Regions from separate parts of the Mus musculus genome. Here region 2 is linked to region 1. A link is a loop called in an ENCODE intact Hi-C map of the cell type or tissue named here. Cell type or tissue: left cerebral cortex. All regions are shown on one strand. Links, peaks and the distances in the headings refer to the core of each region. The heading gives the core; the rest is flanking DNA. Region 1 has its middle 36 kb from the start of Gm36367. Region 2 holds the start of Gm36686 (a long non-coding RNA gene).

Evidence for each region. Peaks named below come from ENCODE experiments on the same cell type or tissue, not always from the same donor. Only the 100,000 strongest peaks of a DNase experiment are listed, where the experiment ranks them.
Region 2: a loop joins it to region 1, with 5 times the contacts of the local background. A loop is called at or near these places in 3 of 42 quality-filtered maps.

Annotation. Positions count from the first base shown.
Region 1 is chr9:113,255,985-113,264,379 of GRCm38, reverse strand. No RefSeq gene overlaps it. Among named protein-coding and RNA genes, the nearest start is that of Gm36367, 36 kb to the left of the region's middle. In left cerebral cortex, for the core only: no CTCF peak of the experiment used is centred there; DNase peaks (open chromatin) are centred at 562, 2,509 and 3,924; H3K27ac peaks cover 3,529 bases.
Region 2 is chr9:113,625,875-113,634,269 of GRCm38, reverse strand. It overlaps Gm36686 (a long non-coding RNA gene), which reads right to left and starts at 7,762. Exons shown (of 3, transcript XR_379911.3): 1 at 7,581-7,762; 2 at 6,814-6,940; 3 at 5,509-5,871. In left cerebral cortex, for the core only: CTCF peaks have their summits at 4,417 (motif pointing right) and 5,278 (motif pointing right); DNase peaks (open chromatin) are centred at 5,763, 7,080, 7,376, 7,805 and 6 more places; H3K27ac peaks cover 7,656 bases.

The DNA of each region.
Region 1 (8,395 bases), core at 377-8,376:
CTCACCATCCAGCTAGTTTAGCCTGCCTGACAACCGCTAGGTCAACCTATGCTCATGCATTCTCACACACACACACACACACACACACACACACACACACACACACGCACACACACACACACATGCACAGAGAGAGCGAGAGAGCGAGAGAGCGAGAGAGCGAGAGAGCGAGAGAGTGAGAGAGAGAGAGAGCCAGAATGATAAGATATGCAGATATTTGCTTGGTAAGGTAGTGGGAACGGTTCCTCACATGAAAGATGACCTCTATAGGATGTCAGGATTGTGAAGTGATTGGTGGGAGAAGGAGTGTGAGAGGGAAACTCACTGCATCTCAGGTAGACCACTGGGTTCAGAGAGCCCAAGATGGACCCCAGAGGAAGAAAATGACCTTCACCTGTGTTGAGATTCCAGTAAGGTAAGGATGTAACCGAGAGGCCCCCGGAGATCACTGTGTCTTCTTCACGTCCATGGATGGGCTTGAAGACGACATGGTGTGAACTGAGGGGTGTGTGGGCGGGAACATATGGAGAATGCAGGGTGGATAATTGTCTGGGAAGTCTGGGTCTGAGGAGGAGGAGGAGAGAGCAGTAACTGCAGGAAATGTGGGTGGTGGGAAGATATTTTTAAACTAGGGAAGGCTTGAGTCTGTTTTTGAGAGATGTGATGAACAGGAAGTCTTGACTAGTTAGCAGAGAGATGGATGACCTGACAGCCAGAGGACACCAGGGACGAAAGCCAGGACCCAAGAGGAAGGACTCTTCTTAGATGTCACATCAAGGGTATACATGGCTTTGAAGACCATGCTCTTATTTTACCAAGACAGTGGATACCCCCTCTTTCATCCATCATGCCCACTGCAAACGTTCTCTGGACCTCACTTCTCAGAAGCTTGAACTGCAAACATGTGCAGGAAGGAAAGGACACATGTGTGTCTCAGATCCTATCAGCACTTTGTAAAAGATTAGGCTCTCTCTGTCCACAGTGTCTGACCTTTTGGGACATTCACGCCCAAAACCAATCTCCCTGATTCCCTGTGAGACTCAACTGGACGAGCTGCAACTGCAGGACATGTGATGGTCTTTCATTCCCTCATCTTGTCTAGACTCCTCTTTCTCTGGGTGCAGAAGGGGTGAACATTCTCTTCTCTAATGCCCTTGGTCAGTGTTCTTAAGAGTGGTGTGTGTGTGTGTGTGTGTGTGTGTATGTATTCATGTGTGTCAGTGCAGATGAGTATGTACCACAGTCCTTGGATATGGGTTAGAGGACAACCTCTGGTGTTGTTGGCATGAGATCAGGTCTTATTGGCATCGTGTATGCCAGCCTAGCTGTTCCACGAACTTCCAGGGTGTCTCCTGTCTGCCTCCCATATCCCTGGAGGAACAGTGAGGTTACAAGTACTTACACTGCTATGTCCGGTTTCTGTGTTTGAACTCTAAACTCATGTCCTCACACTTGTGAGCTGTCTCTCCAGCCCTCAATGCTATTTTTCTTATTAATAGAGCCACTTTGTGCATTTACCCAACTTTAGAGAGATGCCTAAATACTCTACCTTCCTCCCCTGTACTCAGTGGCCCAACTGCCACTTAATACAACTTCAAGATGGCTAAATACATTTTTAGGTGTTAGTAAAATTGGTGGTGACTATTGTGCTATATTAAAAAATCCTAGGATTATCATCAGCATCAATATCATCATTGTTATTTTGATAGTTATGGTATAAAACGAAACGTGGTCTCATGTTTTACAAGCTGTCATCAAACTTATGATGTAACCAGGTGTGACCTTTAAAGTCTGATCCCTTTGCCTCCACCTCTGGCATCCAGGGACTACAGACAAATGTCACCACAACCAGTTTACATGAGGCTGAGTGATGGACTCAGAGCTCCACATATGCTATGAACATGCCAATGAGCTATTTCTCCAGTTCTGAAGAACTAGTTTTAAAAACGCAAATCAGAGCTAAATTTTAATCTCTCATGTGCATAACTAATTTTTCCAAGACCTTAAGACAGAAGCCCATGGTTTGTTTTTAATATCAAGAAAGCACACGTCAATAAACACTCTATTCCCACACCACCCTAAACTCATCCCATCCAGTGACAGTGAAATATACACTGACAAGAGCAATAAGAAAAATAATAACGTGATTGCAGGATTGATGCCTATTTCTGGCTTCATAAATAAAGGACTCGGCTGTCAGTGATGTTTAATTTTTGTAAACGCCTCTGGAAATTTAAGTATGGTAAGAAAACATTAGTCGGAGATAATGTTCAATTTCTCCCAACATAAGCTTTTAAACCTTGGCCGTGTGCAGTTTTCAGTCTGGGGCAAATTCAGAGCAAATCTCTCTGGAGCAGATTGTGGCGGGTTTGTTTTAAATAGGCTAGCTTTGTGTTACGGTTCTAGAGGGCAGGAAGGTAGAAATGACAGCAATAACAGGGGTAGAGAATGCCAGAAGCCTATAGCCTCACGTCTGCAGAACAGAGATGCTCTCCTCTATACATGAATGTGGACTCCCATATGCCACATGCCAAGTTTGGAAGGACCAAGGGTTGTGCACAGGAACGGTGGCCACAGCTCCCTGTTGGACATCGTGATGGCTTGGTGTTTTTTTCTCCTACACAATTGCTCTGGTGTTGAGTCGCCTCCCTGGAGCAGTATCATCAGCACATGGGTTGAGTAACAGACAATTTCCTGTTATCTCTGCCCTGTCTATGAAACTAGAGAAGCTAGCCAGAGAGATATGGGGAGTGTGTGTGTGTGTGTGTGTGTGTGTGTGTGTGTGTGTGTGTGTGACTGCCAGAGATCCATTCTACTGCCATCTCTTCAGAACAAGCTCATTAGAAAAGAAAGCAAGGAAGCTACATTAGGGGTGTTAGGGTTAGGGTTAGGGTTAGGGTTAGGGTTAGGGTTAGGGTTAGGGTTAGGGCTCTTAAGTGCTCTGTTGGACATATAGAAGTGGTTTTGTGACCTCAAACTTGTATCAGATCAATGAGTGCTTGCTAAAACACCATTTTTTTTTGACTGCTACCTGTGTTATGAAGGTCTGGGAGTGTGGATGCAGAAATGTGAATTCATAACCAGTGCCATGTACTGTTGATGCTGCATGCCAGGAGACCATCTTATGAGAACCCTTAGTCTAGGGTCTCTTGTTCCTGATGCTGGACTGTCATAGGCCAAGAGATGCATCTTTCTGCACCTATGGGCCTAAGGATGCCCAGGAAGCGTTGACACACTGAAAGAATAAACAAGAACCCTTTGTGTGTGTGTGTGTGTGTGTGTGTGTGTGTGTGTGTGTGTGTGTGTGTTCAGGTACCTTCAGCAGAGAGAACCTCACAGAGCAAAGATATGGGCTGGCCAGCAGATCAACCACAGAGTATGACCAGCCCTCCCAAATCTCCTAGAATTCCCCCTTTATTCCTGTGTTAGTGGGGGGTTACTGTTGTTCTGACCTCAAAATCTGTGGATTGTGACTGTGTCAAAATGTTGTCTATGTGGGGTTGTTCAATGCATCCACTGTTCCTCTCAGTTACTTTGCTCACTGAAGTGTTTGTAAAGTTTCCTCATATCGGTACATACCCTTCCAGCCGGTTCATTTTACAGCTCTCTCTCCCTCTGCTTTCTCTGTCTTTCTGTCTGTCTGTCTGTCTGTCTGTCTGTCTGTCTGTCTGTCTGTCTGTCTCTCCTTTCTCTTCCTCCTCCCTCTCTCCCTCCTCCCTCCTCCTCCCTCTGCCCTCCCTCTCCATCTCCCTCTCCCTCCTCCTCCCCCCCCCCTCCCTCTCCCTTTCCACAATGCACACATCTCATTTTATTCATTCTCCTCTTGATGGGAATTTGGAGTATTTTCAACTAGAACTGATGACAAATTTTGCTGAGATTAGCTCTCCTTTACACACAGTTTGGCTCACACAACTCCCTTTCGGCTGTTTTGGTGCTTGCGAGAGGAATTGCCATTCCCAGGACTGGCAGATATCCAGCTTCAGTAGACACTGCTGAATACTTCTAAAGTTGATTTACTAATTCTTATTCTCCCAGGAGAAAGCCAAGGGTTCTAGTTACATAGTTACAGGTACAATGTAGCAGGATTATTGTTTAGAAGCTACCAACACAAATAAACATTCAAATTACAAACTTTCCTTTGCTTCTATTGTGGTTTCTCTCCTGGTTTGCTTCTCTGTTGCTATAATAAACACCATGACCTTAAGCAACTCAGGGGTCGGGAAAGAGTTTGTTTGGCTTATGGTGCCATGCCACAGTCCATCACTAAAGGAAGCAAAGCAGGAACCAGGAGGTAGGAACTGAAGCAGAGACCATGGAGGAACACTGCTTGCTCCCACCAGCTCAATCAGTGGCCTTTCTCATAGAGCCCAGGCCCTTCTATCCAGAGATGGTACTTCCTACATTGGGTTGGACCCAGCTACATTGATTCCAATCAAGAAAATGCCCCACAGACATGCTCACAGATTAATCTGATGGAGGCAGCTCCTCAGTTCATTCCTCCCTTCCGAGGGACCTTGGGTTGACAACCAAGATTAGATATCACTATTGGGAATTAGTTGTCGCTGAAAGACTCATGAGCTTTATCTGGCTTTATCTCCAGCCAGTGGCACTCCTGGAAAGTGGTGAACCATTTAGGACAGTGGTTCTCAACATTCCTGAAGTGGAAATTTTTAGTTTCTTCAGAGACTCAATTGTGTCATGTGATGTTCTTCTGGAAAATGTCTTATGAGAGGATGTTTTGCTAAGAACAGACACGTGGTGCTTCTCTGGAGGTAGCCTGGAAAAAGGTCATGTGATGTTTTTCTAGAGCGGATGCTTGAGAGATCATGAGATACTTGAAAAGAGTATAATTATAGCCAGTGGATGACATTAGATGGCATTGGTACACCTTGCCATTCTTTGCTGGCCATCATTTGTCATGACTTCATAGAAATGTACCAAAAAATCTTCTGGTGGTATTCCGGTGGCTGCTTCTTGCCATTTCTATGGACGCAGGCCAACTGGTGGAGCCTTGTGGTTTCTTCTGGATCAACCTTCCATTGCTGATTCATGAAGGATATTTTTGAGTGGATCAAGCTGCCACTGCTGACTTGTGTGAGCTGAACTGCTGATATCCTGACAACACAGATTATATTTGCTCCAATGTTTCTAAACACATCTTCCTTAGCTCTGTTAACCTTTCATTTCCACTACCTCTGGTGGGTGGTGGGCTAGAAGGGACAGTAAGACATTTAAGAATCCTTATTAAAAGTAGGTTTTGAACAATCTAAGCCTACATATTCCTAATGCTGTGACCTTTTAATGTATTTCCTAATGTTATGATGACCCCCCCACCATAAATTATTTTCATTGCTACTTTACAAGTGTAACTTTTGCTACTGATATGAATTGGAATGTAAATATTTGTGATTTCTGATGGTCTTAGGCAACCACCAAGGGGGGCACAACCAACAAGCTGAGAATCAATACTTTAGTGGGTGTGTCCTAGTGGTAAGGGGTTAGGGTACTGGGATACTGATCCTTTCTTTTGTTGCTCCGTTTTCTCTTAGATACTACAAGATGAGAAGGTTTTCTCTACCACCTGCTCCTCACCATGGTGTTCTGTTTGGCTTCAAGCCCAAAGCAACAGGGCCAGGTGATCATGGACTGAAGCCTGTTCTCCTTTTACAGTTGCATCTCAAGTGATTTGTCCTAATGACAGCAGACAAACACATCACCCCTCTCTCGCACCCAAACCATGCTGTCTAACTCTGTGCATCTGGTTTCCTTTTGTCTTTGTGGAGTGTTACAGAAGCTTCTAGGTTATTCCATTAAATGACCTCACCAATCGAAAAACACAGAAAATAAAGCTAAACAGGCAAGGAATACTTCATTGAAGACCCAAGGAATACTTCACTTAAATAGGGAAGAAGCACTCCATGGGCTCTGCTCAGGTGAAAGGAGAGGGAGTTTGAAGCCTTCGGTGAGCCAGTGCAAGAGTGATGGAAGATATTTTTCGGAAAGTTAAAAAGTTACTTATCCATCAACATATGGTACTTAGTGCTTAGGAAAGTTAGTCTCTTAGTGTCCCACGGAGACTAGGAAATAGTGGCCTTAAGTGGTATAGTGATCACATTTAAAGGGATGGCTCCCAGCTTCTTGAGGAAGACATTTACAATTTATAATATTGGCAATCTAGTACCCAAAGACAGTTTACTTTGCGAAGAGACTAAGAAAGAATTTTTACTATCAGATTTTCCTAAAGTGAATCCTATAAGAAAAGGAAGTAAGAAAAAAAATCTATGGTTGGACAAAACCAGTTTAAATTTTAGTAAACTCCACATTATCCACCCAATGATCTCTGGACTCAGAGGTGCATTGGGACCACTTCACACCTGCATCCAGTGTGCTTGCCGCTCTTCAGGAGGTGGGTCACAGAGAAGGTAGAAGAAGGATGCTGCTCATAGTGCTAATGAGAAGGGTGAGTGAAGGAGGGACTAAGAGATGGTTCCAGTCAGGGCTTTCAAATGGGTACCATTCTCTGAGTCTAGGCCAGGGTAAAGGGGCCTCCCCATCTCGGCAGAGTCTGCTTGTGATTGTGAGCTGTGTCAACACAACCATTGTTTCTTTAATCTCTTTGAGAGGATGTATAATCTAAGCACTAGGACCAGGATATCATAGGCACATCATGAGGACCAACACATCACAGCCACATCATCACAACACAGGGTCCCTGACTCCCTTTTGTTTTCTCACTTTCTGGAAAGGTAAGGATAAGGGCCGTGGTATGATTAGTTGTGATTATTGTCTTTAAAGTGAGATTATAGGTAACTATTTTATTTTATCTAAACCTTTCAGTGCTAGTATTTAGCGTTCTGCTGTCTTAAGGTACAGTTTGTGAGACAAGACCATATCTATTTATATATTTAATGTTTATTTCTTTTATGTGTGTTGTGCATGTAGGTGCATGTGTTTAGTTGAGGTGCTCGTGTGTGTGTGTGTGTGTGTGTGTGTGTGTGTGTGTGTGTGTGTTTGTGTTTGCATGCATGTGTATGTCTGTATGTATGTATGTATGTGCATGTGTTTGTGTTGGGGGTGCTTATGCATGCATGCGTGTGTGTGTGTGCATGTGTGTGTGTGTGTGTGTGTGTGTGTGTGTGTGTATGTCTGTGTGTATAGGTCAGAGGTTGACGTATCCACAGTATTCACTTTTCCACCCAGTCTATTGTAACAGGTCCTTGACCCTTCAGCTCACTGTTTAGTCTTGCTGGGTATCAGGGATTTTCCCACCTCTACTATCTTCCTAGTGCTACCATGTCTATTTTTAAGGGGAGGAAACTAGAGATGAGGAAGTTTGCCCTCATAGTACCACAGGGCATAAGTGACAAAGTGCTTGGGTAGAGAAGATGTACTATATTGGCGATGGTGGAAGGAAGAAAGGAGATCAGGTGAAGGCCAAACTATTTAATTTCAACTCCTGTGCTTGTGGAAAGACAAGAGTTCCCTCCTTTCATGGAGGTGCCCAGAGAGGGGCCCATCTGGAGTCCTGAGGGATAACCAAACTCAAGGCTGTGGGCCAGTGGGAGAATGGAGTTCAGCATCTGCTCTCTGAAGGTCAGGGATGTGGATATGACTCCCGCTCAGTGTCTCCCAAATGACAAGGAGAATCTGGGCTTCCCAGCGTCCTGCTCCACTGAACACACAGAACTCAATTGAAAAGCCATAACACATTTAAGTGTCTGAAATTAAATCCAGAGTCGAAGCAGCAGCATCTTAGTACTTTTAATCAGTGCGGCGCATGAAAGCTCCTTCGGAGAAATCATTATTTTACCTCTGCGTGGAAGGCAGATGCTTCTTTATTTCCCCTGGTCGCTGGGAAACGAGAGGGGCCGCCTCACCCTACCTATCCATCAGACATGGTGCTGCCCTCCATGTCTGTCTCAGCCAGGGCTGGGGACAGATTTTATTCTTAGGTCAGCTTCTTTAGACTCTTACATTTCCTGGCTCCCAGATATGCCTTTCCTAATAAAGGGACGAAAAGCTCAGGATTAGTAACTATAGTTACCATTTATTAAGGAGATTCCTTATCAGTTAATGTTTTAGTAGCACACAATCCAAACTAGTTTGAGCAGAAGGGCAATTTATTAGGGGATATTAGTTAGTGTGCAAAATCTCTGCCAGGGCTACAGACTCCGGGGGAGGGTGTCTAGAAGCTGTGCAGCCAGAAAAAAATATCTCAAATCTCCCTGCAGAATTGGAAGTAATGGGGCCACCACCGCTGCCACTCAGGGGCGCATCAGCACAGATTAAACTGCTCGCGCTGAGCCCTGGAAACCAAACTAACTTTCCTTGCAACAATGCAAGGTAGATATCATTATCTTTATTTTACAGGTGCAGGAACTGGAGTTGAGTGATT
Region 2 (8,395 bases), core at 149-8,148, 370 kb before region 1:
GTGCTCAGTAAACTTTTGTAAGCAAATTGACTGATTGAAAGAGAGCTTTTTTGGAGAGATTATCCAAGAGCCATTTTTTTTTTCCTACAGAGAGACAGGAGAGGCCATAAGAAGATATTTATTTATTTATTTATTTATTTATTTATTTTTGAGATAAGGTATCACCATGTAGAACAGTCTGGCCTTGAATTCACAGAGACCCAACTGCCTCTCAAGTGCTGGGATTAAAGGTGTGTGCTCCACCATTCTTGGTGGGAAGAAGTTTTGAACAGAAGCCAGGAGACAATGGTGCCTCACATCTATTATGGCGGCTGTCTTCTATGAACTTGAGAAACACTTCGAGCTATTACCTTCACGAGTGAGTACACTGAGGCCCTGGGAGACAGAACACAGAGTCAAGGCATTTCTGCCCAGAGGCCTGACTGCACCCCTGTGTGCTCTGCCAAAGCCCCATTCTTTACGTGAGGCAGCCGTCCTGTTTGGCTGACAGGAATAGAGAGGAGGCATCTTGGCCAGGTGTTCTGAGAAAGAAAACTGGAGTTATCGCCTATTCTTTTGATGTGTTTTCCATCATCAGTCCCCTCCTTGGTCCCCAGACACTTTGCTGCTCGGCTCCAAGCCATGGCTCCCTGCCTAGATGAGTTAGCAAGGATTCTGTCCCCACCAACATGGCAGTAGCCGATGGCACTGGGCGTGAGCCCAAGTTAGTCACCAAAGCCTCAGCTGCATTTGTGTTCCACAGAACCTCTGCCCAGAGAGCAACAAAGCAGGTCTGAACGCAGAAGGGAAGGCAGGAGACTGAACCCTGGGTACAGGCAGATACGGGCCAAAGGCTGTGCCTGAGCTGGGGCGGCTGAGCTGGGGCAGCTGAGGAGGCTCTGGTGGGTGGGGCTGAGGAGACAAGAGCTAGGCAGAGATGGGAAAGATACTGCAGGAGACCAGGACGCCTGCAAAAACAAACTATGAAAAGCCATGAGGCTTATCATGGAAGAGAGAGGAAGGGAAGGAGGGAGAGAGGAAAGGAGGGAGGGAGGGAGGGAGGGAGGTGCCAGCCAAGAAGATGCAGAGAAACAGAACATAGACCTCATCCCAGGAACTGTTTTTAACCTACGGAGTGTCAAGAGATGTTATTTTTGTGTTTGTGACATTTTGAGCTGCAGCCACTTAACAATTTTAAAGGACAAAAAAGAAAATCCTCAATCAACCTAACTCATCCTTATGATGGGGAAAGACACAATGCTTAGCTGCTGGCTGCTGTTTTGAGGGTCACGGAGACCACCCTTAGAGTATTTAAGAAGCCAGACTCACAGTTCAAGGTTCCTTAGCCCTAAGGGACCAGGGCTGTGCACCCGAAACTGGGATCAGATCAGGGCAAGGATGACATCATCAGGAGGTAAAATCCAGGGACAGGAAGGGCAGGCACCCAGCAGTCCTCCCAAGGGCTGGGTCACCTGCCAGGGCCGGGACTTACAGTGCCTGGCAGAGGACTGCATAGCCTGAGCCCTGAGGGAAGTCTGGCTCATCTCTTTGCTCAAGGTTTTGATTGATCTCAAATTTAATTTTGTCTTCGAGGCATTTCTGACAAAGCTCTGAGCAGGAAAACAATATTAGTTTTCTTTTCTCTTCACGAAAAAGAGGGTAGGACCTTGCAATCATTTTCCTTTGTGAGAGAGGATAAATTGAGATGTCTGTGGGCAGGAAGGAATAAAAGATGATCGTAGCTAGGAGGAGCTTGGGAGGGCCTGAAGATAGACTGCCCAACTGTTGCTGCCTCCGACAAGCAACACTGGTGCACTGGTTCGTTTTTGTTTTTTTTTTTTTTTTTTTTTTGTTACTTTGACATAAAATAGCATCGCCTGGGAAGCAGGCACCCCAATTGAGGAATTGCCTCCTGAATTGGCCTGTGTGTGGGGGGCATTTTCTTGATAAATGTTTGATGTGGGCGGGGCCAGCTCACTGTGGGCGGTGGCATCCCTAGGCAGGTAGTCTTGTATAAGAAAACAGGCTGAACAAGCATGCAATGGAGAGCAAGGAAGACCGTTAGAAGTGTTCTTCTATTCTCCTTCCAGGGTCCTGTCTTGGGTTCCCAAAATGATAGACTGTAACCTGTGAGCTGAAGTTACTGTCCCCACAAGGTGGTTTTGGTCGGTGTTTTATCCCAGCAACGGGAATTGAACCAGGACAAAAATTGTTAACAGAAAATGGGATGCTGCTGTGATGGACCCGACCTCATAGATTTTAGATTTTGGACTATGTGGTTGGAAGAAAGTGAAAGCTTTTACAGACTGTGCTGCAGTAGGAGCTTGGAAGACAATGCAGGGAGCAGTGAAAAGGCTGGAGGCCTGGCGTGGGAAGTATCAGAGCGATGTCTCAGAGCCCCTTAAAGACCTAGGGGGGCCATTCATGTGATGCTTTGAATGAACAATCTGTAACTTTTGGTCAGCTTGGACTGAGAAATCAGCTGCAATCACAGAGAGACCAGCATCACTGAAATGAAATCTGGAATTTATTCAGTCAGGGTCACCACTCAGAAGGCCATGGTCTAGGGAGGTGGCCAAGGCTGCCTCTCAGGTTGGTAGTCAAACTTGGTAATACATAAGAGTCTCCAACATGGTACTGACTTTGAAGGCAGGAAGGAGTTATGGATAACAGCCAAGACTTAGCCCGATGTGGCAGGGATGGAGTTCCAGTAGAGGGGCCATGAGGCTGTGGGTGAAGCTGTTTCCATGGAGACCCCAGCATACTGGAGATGCAAGACTGGTGGGAAGACCACGAAGGACAGTGGCAGGTGTGGAGCCTGGGTGATAGCCTTCACATGCTGCTGATGGCAGAGCCAGAGCGATGGGGCTACCCAAACCCTTTGGAGCCCAGAGGATCATGGGTGACTCTAAGACTTCAGACACTATTTATACTGTTGAGATGGGCACTTTAATAACAGTAGTCAAAACAGAATGGATTTGAAATAATTTCTATCCTTCCAGTTCCTTACACTGCCAGCAAATGGGACATCACCTTGGGAACTGGGTAGGATTGACCATTACCCACCTGTCCCGGAAGAGGTGCCACCCGAGGGAGCAAACGTCTCCCAGGCTGGCTGACTAGCAGTCAACATGCAGTCGAAAGCAGAGGGGCAGAATGCCCCCGCCCCTGTCCCCGCTTCTCTCCACTTCCTGACCTGTTTTGCGAAGGAGTCTGCTCTTTGGGCTCAGAAGCACCCCTCTCTTTTAATATCCACCGTCTTATAGACTGAATCCACAGTCAAGAGCAGAGCAATAAGGGCTTTAGTGCTTTCCTTTGGCTCAAAGGTGAAGGCTCCGTGCTACACAGGGCTGTCCTGCGCATCCTTTCTACTGGGTCATACGGTTTCCTACATTTTACTGAGGCAAAAAGAGGTTCTGACAGGGTCAGTGTCCCCCTCAAGGCTGCACAGCAAGAAGCAGTCAGATGTCAACCTCCAAGCTCAAACTGTTCTTAAACTGCTGGTGTTAGGGCTTGCTGGGTCCAGCAGGCTACGCTGTGTTTGTCCCATGGAGAATGCAGACCCCTGTGCTGTTGAGAGTCTGAGCTAAGGTTCCTGTGTCCTCAGCGGCCATCTTTAGCTCTTTGTTCAAAGTGGCTCTCAGTTTGTTTATTATAGACGCAGAGCCTGGCAACCCTGACTGCTGCATCAGAATCTGCATTTTAATTAATCTATTATTTGTGTGTGTGTGTGTGTGTGTGTGTGTGTGTGTGTGTGTGTGTGTGTGTGTGTGTGCACGTATCTCTGAGGGTGTATGTGTGTGTGTGCATGTGGAGGTCACAGGACGACCTCAGCTGTTGTGCCTCAGGTTCCATTCACCTTGCAATTTTGAGACATGGTTTCTTGCTGGCTGAGAACTTGCCAAGCAGGCTAGGGTGGATGCTCACCGAGTTCAGGGATCTGCCTGTCTCTGTTTTCATGTGGGATGGGGTAAGCATGGACCACTGCCTGAATTGGTTTATTTATTTTTTTTATTTTTTTAGTCCTTCCTTCCTTCCTTCCTTCCTTCCTTCCTTCCTTCCTTCCTCCCCCCCTCTCTCTCTCTGCCTTCCTACCTTCCTTTCTCTCTTGTGTTGGGGAATCAAACCTTGTCCCTCACCTAGGGCAGGCAAGAATCCTACTATAGAGAATATGCTATAGAATATGCATTTTAACAAGATCTTCTTGTGATCAGAATGTACCCGAAAATCCAGGAACTGCTACAGAGGGGCCCTTCTGAAAGGAAGGGCTGCAGGCTATATGGGGAGGGGGCATCAGGGACACAGCAAAATGCACCACGCTAGCGTGTCCCCAGAAATAGACATTTCCCTGCAAGGATGGACAGAGACAAACCCACCCCTTGCATTTATTTCCAGGGCAACGGGTACCTTAGAAGCTCCGGGACTCAGTCGTTGTGACAGTGTGTGCACACTAGATGGCAGCAGAAGGATGTCGGAAAAAAGTTTGCTAGGCAGTTGGTCTAGGGGGTAAGACAAAATGATAAAGCCACATGGGCTGGGGAGGGGGGCAGCTGAGCCATGAAAGGAGATTGCTGGGGTGACGTGAAAGCAACGGGGACGGGCAAGTCCAGAAGGCTGTCTTGTGGAATGAGAGAGTTGGGCATTTGTCATTGCTTCTTCTTTTCTTTTTGCTTTTTTGGCCTCTAGCTATGTTAAGCACATGCTGTCCCCCACAGGGATGGGGCGTCAGCAGCTGGAAATGGTGAAGCTGCAGAGAATGAGGTGTGGGTAAAAAGTCCCCCATCCTCACCCCCGTCCGCTTGGTTCTGCTCCCGGAGGTCAGGGGAGGCAACAGCCGGACAGTTTGCAGCACTCGTCAGTCACAGGCAGGCTGCACGAATGGGAACATCCTTTCTCACCATGCACCGTGGGCCCTTGGCATGCACCTGCACAGCTCTTAGATGCTGACTTTTGCTGCCTTTGGCCTGAAAGACTGGAGCGAGAGTTGTTGGTGTATAGTCCGTCCACATCCACATAGTTGGCTGACCAGACTGGGAAAGAGTATTCAGGTTTTCTTTGGTTCTCTCCGTTCTTCATTTCCCTTGGGCACCCAGTGACAGCCATGTTAGAGAGGCTAGAGACCATCTGTGGACTGGAGGAATTTGGCTTGGAACAAAAGGCAAAGGAAGGCTCCATTACCCCCCTGAATTGTGGGGTCATCTTGTTAAACCTGGTCTCTCTATTTTAAAAGACTTATTTTTATTTTATGTATGTGGGCCTTCTGCTGGTAAGTGCCTGTGCACTCTGTGTGTGCAGTTCCCTTGGAGGCCAGAAGAGGGCCTCAGATTCCCCTGGAACTGGAGTTATAGATGGATGTGGGCTATCACATGGGTGTTAGGAATCAAACTCGGATCCTCTAGAAGAGTAGTCAGTGCTCTGAATTGCTAAGTTATCTTTCCAGCCCCAAATCCTGTCTCTTTATCATATGGTGCTTGGTTTAAGCAGGCCTATTTGGTCTGTGGAGATAAGAGTTTGAAAATTTATTTGGGAACCCACTTAAAAAAAACAAACAAACCAAAAACCAGAATGAATTTCAGCCTATTTGAAGGCAGTGCTGTCTGAAATAACCTGGGGTCATGACAGATAGGTGGAGACACTGGTTTTAGAGATTTCAGCATTCAAGTTTAGACACTGATTTTTTCAAGTGACTATCTGTCTTTAACGGAAATTGAGGCTTGGTGAGATTGCCATTGCTGTAGACGTCTGCAGGCTTAACGGCAGTAGGGTTGTGGATTGTAGGATGGGTGTGAGAACATGTCTTCGCTGTGTCTTGTTGGAGGCTCTCAGAGATCCACTGTGCTCATTTTAGCAAAGCCAAGACAAGCAGACACGAGCCAGGCTCTGTGCTGAGGACTGAAGACACAGGGGACTCATATGAAGCACAAATCTAATCAGTGCTGCTCTCTCTCCCCTCCCTCCCTCCCTCCCTCCCTCCCTCCCTCCCTCCCTCCCTCCCTCCCTCCCTCCCTCCTTCTTCCCTCCCTGTTTCCCTCCCTCCCTTCCTTTCTCTTCCTTCTCTCTTAAACTCTTTCCTTTTCCTTCCTCTTATTTTCCTTCTACCTTTTAAATTTTCAACGTTATTTTGTTTTATTGAGAAAGGTTTCGAGTAGCCCAGGCTGACCTCAACATGCTGTATAGCTGAAGGTAACCTTGAATTTCTAAGTCCCTTGTCCCTCTGCCTCCTCAGTGTTGGGGTTACAGGCATGGCCATCATAGCCCGTTTCTATGGACCAGGGTTGGAACGTCTATGCATGCTAGGTATGCACTCTACCAACTGGGCTACAACCCCAGCCTCTCCTGACCTTTTAAAAAAACGTCTGAGATGGGAGGTGGTGATGCACAGCTCTGATCCCAGCACTCAGGAGGCAGAAGCTGGCAAATCTCTGAGTTTGAGGCCAGCGTGGTCTACAGGTTGAATTCAGTAAAAGCCAAGGCTATCCGGAGAAATCCTGTCTTCAAAAATACAAAACAAATAAACAAAACCGACATCAAAAAAGGAAAAGAAAAAAAGAAAAAGAAAAAGAAAAAGAATTCTGATGCTATTTTAAGTCCCAAGAGGATTTTGCAAATTACCAGCCGAAGAAGACTAACTTGGGGACTCCAAGGACATAGTTGATCTCTCTTGTCCTTCCCCAAAGGAAGGCTTAATACATGACAAGTACTTAGAGACTTTAAGAAGAAAGTTTCTGTTTTATTATAGTAACTTGCTTTGTACTCTGAGAGAGAAAAATAAACTGAACTAGTTAAACGTTGTTTTTTAAGTCCCCCCCCCCCCCCCGGCCTGAGGACATATACCTTCTGCCACAGAAAAGCTCAGACGCTCTCTCAGGAAGGTGCTGTTCAAACGACCCAGTCACAGTTTGCTGTGGGCTGCTCCTGTTCCTCAGGTTCTGGGGTTTGGCTCCTTTGTTAGGGTATATTGCTTAAGTTTTGCAGATAGAAGGAAATGGAGAATTAGCAAGTGAGATGTGTTACCATGCTTTCTGGCATGTGGCTAGAGAACTGAGGCCCACATGATAGCCAATGAGATGAGAATCCCATGCAAATTGGGCACCATTTGTCCTCATGCGGCCAAGGCTGGCACAGTCTGTGGCCCTCTCCTCTGGTCTCTGCTGACCTACAGAGTGAATTAGAGGTCCGACATCAGGCGCCTGAAGCTTGCATATAATTGGGCTCTAGAATCTTACATTTTCTTCACAAACACTGGCATCTGCTGCTAATTAAAGTATCAGGGTATAATTATACCCTTTCTTATTAGTAGATATGGAATCTGACAGTTGCTTAGATACAAAATAAGCAAGTGCAGATTGCGTTCTGCGCCCTTCACAGGCTGGGGAGACAGAACAACACAGTTTTCAGAGGCTGTGTGTAAGCGACTGTTGTTGCCCAGTAGATGTTAAGATCTGAGTTATGATTGGTATATTCGCCTTCAAACAGATGTTCGGCCCCGTCTCAGCTCTGCGGTTTGAGCGTTAGTAGCTAGCTTGCTTCTGTTTCCATAGTTCTACACCCTCCATCCTGCATCCTAAACACCAAACAGAAATCAGTTCTTTTCGACTCACCCACAGTTCACAGTTCAAGCTGTGGCCTCACTAACAGCAAGGCGCAGGGAGAGGGCTTTCTCAGGGCATTCTGGAGTCAGGCGAGAACCACTTAGCACATCCTTGTTGGATCTGGCTTGGCTTTGGGTTGTGTTCAAGACCTACTGTGTGCTCAGTGGTGTGGATTCCATGTCCTTTTGACACGGTCTCTTTTCCTGCTTCAACACTGGTCTTCCCACCAGCCCATCAGAGGTCTCCCTGACAAACATCTGCTCTAGAATGTCTTTTCTGGATGGTTGGCCTGCTTCCCAGCATGCAGCATGGTCTAGAACAGTAGGAAGCTGCTGAAAGCTAGCGACTGGGGAAAGTGAACTTTAGAAAAATCATTTTTATTATATGCATTTTATAATTTTGCTCGAGAACTTCACACACAAATTTATACCGTTTCCACCTTCCTCTCTCCCTGCCACCAACTCCCCCTCAGTCCCTGACTCTAACTCCTTTGCAAACTCACGACCTCTTCTGCATCAATTATTACTGTTTTTGATCTGGGAAATGTTGGTATTTCAGCCCCAGTGTTGGCTCTTTATTTCCCAGGATACTGTGCTTGCTTAAATGAAGGCTTAGTCCTTTTATTGTCTTTATTGCTGTAATTATATTTTATATATAATTACACCCTGCTAAGTTTATTTAATGTTGTTCCTATAGATTTGTGTTTAGGACTGACTACTTGGAACTGGATAACCTAACAAGGGTCTTTTCCCTTGGAAGAGACTGATTCTCCTTCTCTTAGCAGCCATTAGTTGCCCGAGGAGAGGCTCTGTATGTAGGGTGGG